Linked DNA regions of Mus musculus: region 1 is linked to region 2. Evidence: chromatin loops called from intact Hi-C (ENCODE). Cell type or tissue: heart. All regions are shown on one strand.

Evidence for each region. A loop is a pair of places that touch in the nucleus more often than their neighbours do. Peaks named below come from ENCODE experiments on the same cell type or tissue, not always from the same donor. Only the 100,000 strongest peaks of a DNase experiment are listed, where the experiment ranks them.
Region 1: a loop joins it to region 2, with 3 times the contacts of the local background. A loop is called at or near these places in 6 of 42 quality-filtered maps.

What each region holds. Positions count from the first base shown.
Region 1 is chr9:22,224,830-22,227,329 of GRCm38, forward strand. Zfp809 (zinc finger protein 809) reads left to right here and starts at 883. Exons shown (of 5, transcript NM_001164624.1): 1 at 883-1,003. The coding sequence starts at 1,001. In heart, CTCF peaks have their summits at 305 and 1,156; DNase peaks (open chromatin) are centred at 862 and 2,232; H3K4me3 peaks cover 1,991 bases; H3K27ac peaks cover 1,246 bases.
Region 2 is chr9:22,306,644-22,309,143 of GRCm38, forward strand. Zfp810 (zinc finger protein 810) reads right to left here and starts at 995. Exons shown (of 8, transcript NM_145612.2): 1 at 906-995. In heart, no CTCF peak of the experiment used is centred here; a DNase peak (open chromatin) is centred at 1,108; H3K4me3 peaks cover 1,521 bases; H3K27ac peaks cover 1,370 bases.

The DNA of each region.
Region 1 (2,500 bases), 82 kb before region 2:
AAAAAAGAAAAGAAAAAAATTGCTTCTCAGCGGGGCGTGGCGGCTCATGCCTTTAATCCCAGCACTCAGGAGGCAGAGGCAGGTGGATTTCTGAGTTCCAAGTCAGCCTGGTCTACAAAGTGAATTCCAGGACAGTCAGGGCTACACAGAGAAACCCTGTCTCGAAAAAAACCAAAAAAAAAAAAAAAAAAATGCTTCTCATGTAAAGCCCCAGAGGGGCTTTACCTGCTGGAAGACCCCAAGTGAGACAAGATCTATGTTTATTTTTTCTGGTGCGCAGGGATCGATCTTCAGCAGTCTCTCAAGCAAGAGACAGGGGGCGATCCCGGTTCTAGCTTACAAGCACCGTATACATTTTTTTTTTTTTTTAGAGGGCAGATTACAGTAACAGCTTCTAGGCACTTGGTGATGGATGGCTAGACCTTTTGTCTGGTTGGCTGGGTGATATCGGGTCATCCTTGGAGAGTACCTTCGTTCCCCAGAGGGCCCAGGTAGCCTTCAGCCAGCACTTTTTTTTTTTTTTTTTTTTTTTTTTTTTTTCTGGTATGTGTTTTGTCAGAGTCGGTCTGGGTTGGGTCAGAGTTGCTTAATCTTATCATTTATCCACAGGTCAGCACCCCCCACCCACCCCCCGCGCCACACACACACACAGAGAAACACAGAGACACACACAGAGACACATACATCACATCACAGTAAGAAAACTTCACGGGAATTAAAATAAATTATTGTGATACCGTTTTTCTGTCCGCTAAGACTTTCCGTATGATCAGACAGCCTTATGCCCTTTGCTACGCCCCGCCTTCCGTCATCGATTGGTGACTTTGACTGTCACTCAGGCCCTGTGACAGGACCGCTCTGAAATGAGGAAGTGGGGTGGATTTAGAAAGTTCAGAGGAGGTCTGAGCCTGCCATCTTGGGTCCTGTGGTCCCCAGGCGTCCGTTGCGGGAAGTTGTGCTGGTGGCGGAGACCGAGTCACAGGACGCTCCCAGTCCCATCATGGTGAGCTCGGCGCGGCGTCCCTGTGGAGCCGGTGTGGATGGCTGTGGGATGGGGGCTGGGCGGGCTCAGGGCACCCCGGAGCGTCCTATCGCGCCCCGACCATGCGTGGGGACTCGAGCTGGCTGCAACGCCCTGCACAGCTCTGCCACCCACAGGCAAGAGACAGGAATGCCTGACCGCTGGGTCGCTTCAGCGCCGGTGTCACACTAGGAACTCTGGGCTTCCGTTTACCTGCAAGGTTGGGATGGGGAACTCTGCGCCCTGTCTGGAAACTCTCGGAAGCTGGGTGCAGGGAGCTGGGTCTAGTAGGGGTGACTCTCCATCTGTCTGTCACTCTGGGATAGGCCTGTCAGTGTCCTGGCTGTCACCAATCAGGAACTTTATAGACTTGGGAGATGTTGATAGAACCCATCCTTAGGATGGATGAGAGACTAGTGGGTCTGAAAGGATCCCCGAGGATTAAATATTTTTGCGCATTAATTGGAGGAAGTGGGGAAGATAAAAATTCAGTTCCTTGTCCTAAACAGTAGTTTTAAAGTATCTGATAGACTTAATCTTAAAATTGCTGAGGTACAGGAATAGCCACGCATTGGATGTGTGTGGTGCAGACTGTGACGTGGTACCGAGGAGCAGAAGGCAAGGGGGAAGCAGTATGACTGTGAGATCTCTTCAGGCCCTGAGTTGCTCTTTTTTTTTTTTTTTTTTTTTTAAGATTTATTTATTTATTTATTATATGTAAGTACACTGTAGTTATCTTCAGACACACCAGAAGAGGGCGTCAGACCTCGTTACGGATGGTTGTGAGCCACCATGTGGTTGCTGGGATTTGAACTCGGGACCTTTGGAAGAGCAGTCAGTGCTCTTAATCGCTGAGCCATCTTGTAGGACCCCAAGAAGGAGCCCCCCACTCAAGTCTCAGGTCGCGGGGTCACCCAAAGAAACATGAGAGACCTTCTTGAGGCAGCTTTAATGGCCGAGCTCCGGGTCAATCAATACGTATCTCACTCAGGAGACAGAGGAATCGACCCTGAGACTCAAAAACTCAGGGTTTTGATAGGGTAGGGTCTAGGAAGAATTGGCGCGGTAGTGAGCAGAGTAGTACCGGGGCGTATAAGAATTCTAAAGCCGGGGGCTTATCAGAGTCGACAATGCATCTGGTTAATGTTTCAGCTTTTAACTATGCTCTCTATAGAAAGGGGGGCAAGCAGGAGGCGCCGGGCTGCCAGATGGTCAAAGAGTCAGCCAAGATCGTCAGAAGCAGTTCCTATTCCCTCCCTTTCTTTACGACCGGGAGACCTGGGAGACCTAGCTTCAAGACGGACTCGGGCATGCCCGGGCTAGTTTTCTTTGCAGTCTCAGTCCCAGGCCTTTTTAGTTTAAACCTTTTATTTTATTTAATTTCCTTTCATTCCCCTCTTCTTCTGAAGAATAAAGATAAAAAAATTACTGAACTCTTCCTCACCCCAGAGCCCGACCCCTCCCATCTAGAGATTGTTC
Region 2 (2,500 bases):
GTGGGGAAAGAAAGACGGCCAGGGAAGCAGAGTGCTGGTTCATGTGCTCAGGGAGATCCATCCCTCCCCTCCGCCTGCCAGGCGGCTTTCTGCTTCAAGAGATGCTTGTTGTCACCTCTGCAGAGGTGAGGGGTTTACCTTTCTCTACTTTCTCGGTCCCTAGGTCTTCAATTCTTTTTTTGCCTCTGGGAAGAAACCTGGACACCTAGATTCTCAGCCCAAGGCATTGACATTCCTGTTCTGTGGGGGCTGGGCTGGCGACAGAGCCACTTCCCTAGTATGCATTTCCTAGGCTCCATCACAGAGAACGTAAGGTATTCAGAGAATAGGTAGGTACTCAGATTCCAACCCATGCCCTAGAGAACGGGACCCAAGAAAATACATGCCCTGAGGGGAAAAGGTGAGAAATCAAGGGACTAGCGTCTAAAATCAGTACAGTTAAAAACTAAATACTAAAATCAGTACAGTTAAGAACACCCTTCAGTGCGATCCTGAAATTCAGAAACAAGCCACAGAGCAAGGGGCATACAGGGCTGAAGGTGATGGGGCTGGGTCGTGCAGAGTCGCGGGGCCAGGAAAATCCTGGGGCAACCCTTCACTGGGGCCAGGTAACCTGGGGGGTCGGTTGCTGGCACTGTCCAGCTGACACAAGTCCTTTCAGAACAGCTGGTTGCAAGAATGTGCCGCAAGCCCCAAACCCCGCGGGGGACTTCGGTCCAAGGACCGTGACCTGCGCTCCAGTATCCCAGCCAGGGAGAGCACAGCGGCGGGACTCGAGTCCCCACGCGAGGACCAGGGACGCGACAGGACACTCGGGGGGCCCAGCCCCCACCCCACAGCTGGGGTGCGGAGGGCTCGGGCTTCGGACTCTGCAGCCGCCGGCTCCGCGGGGACGCCGCGCTCACCATGGCGGAGTCGAGACACCCCGCGTCCTCGCTGCGCGGCGCAGACCCGTGCCGGTACCGACAGAGTCCCCCGAACCTGGGACACCGGCTCCAGATCCCAAGATGGTGGTATGCTGTCACGTCAGAGACAAAGGCCGGACCGCCAAAGCCCGCCCCCTTCCCTTTGTCTATGCGCCCGATTGCGCGTTTCTCACCCCGGCGCCTTCGATTGGACAGGGTTTCAGTTCTCATCCGGCTCAGACCTGACTGACAGAAGCTGGCACCAATCCATGAGTGCATAAAGCAAGCCAACTTTATTCCCACCGTTTAAAAATGACAACTTCTCGCTCCGCAGGTATCCTGAGGTATGGCATCCTGTGCAAGAGCCCACCGCCACCTGAACGCTTGCATTTAGCCTTGTACAAAGGGCGGAGATATCGTCCTAGGGTCTGGATCGAGTTCAATCTCCTTTGCCAATTAAAGAAGTGAGACAGGACCAGCACCGCAGGTAGCAACAGGAAAATAATCTGGCCCGACAGTGGTGGCGCACGCCTTTAATCCCAGCACTTGGGAGGCAGAGGCAGGTGGATTTCTGAGTTCGAGGCCAGCCTGGTCTACAGAGTGAGTTCCAGGACAGCCAGGGCTACACAGAGAAACCCTGTCTCAAAAAACCAAACCAAACCAACAAACAAAAAATAAAAAATAGGGCTGGTGAGATGGCTCAGTGGGTAAGAGCACCCGACTGCTCTTCCGAAGGTCCAGAGTTCAAATCCCAGCAACCACATGGTGGCTCACAACCATCCGTAACGAGATCTGACTCCCTCTTCTGGAGTGTCTGAAGACAGCTACAGTGTACTTACATATAATAAATAAATCTTTTAAAAAAAAAAAAATAAATAAATAAATAAATAAATAAAAACCTCAGACACAGTAGGTAGCAGCAACAGGTATCAAATTTTAATAAAAGTTAAAAAGCACCGCCGGGTGGTGGCGGCGCATGTCTTTAATCCTATCACTCAGGAGGCAGAGGCAGGCAGATTTCTCAGTTCGAGGCCAGCTTGGCCTATAGAGTGTTCCAAGAACCAGGGATACACAGAGAGATCCTGTCTCTAAAAAACAAACAAACAAAGCACACAAACATAGCCAGGCACATCCAGACCGAAGCAGAAAAAGGACAACACTTTTTCCCCTTGGGTTTTGAAATATTTTGGAGGCTAACCATGAGTCCCCCTTTCCCTAGTTTAGGATTGGTCAGTTACAAAGAAGAGTATCTGATAGGCCCATAGCTATAGGTAAACAAATCCCTGTCTGGCCTTGAGCATCCAGAAATGGGTCATTGCAGCCAGAGTAGAGGTGGGGGGAGTGGGGGATGGGGTGAGGAAAAAGCCAGAAATTTGCCATTTTTGTTCTTTAAGGTCCCCTTTTCTGTCTGTCTGCCTGTCAGAGATGTGTCTAGTTCCTGATCCCTTGGTTATATCATCTTATGAGTTATTTTTAGGTATATCTTACACAAATGGGAAGTATTCGACCAGCTTTATAAATTCCATGCACATTCTTTCCAACTTTGCTCTTTTGAGGCGAAAGGCTGTGCTTTGAAATGGGCAGCAATCCCCTAA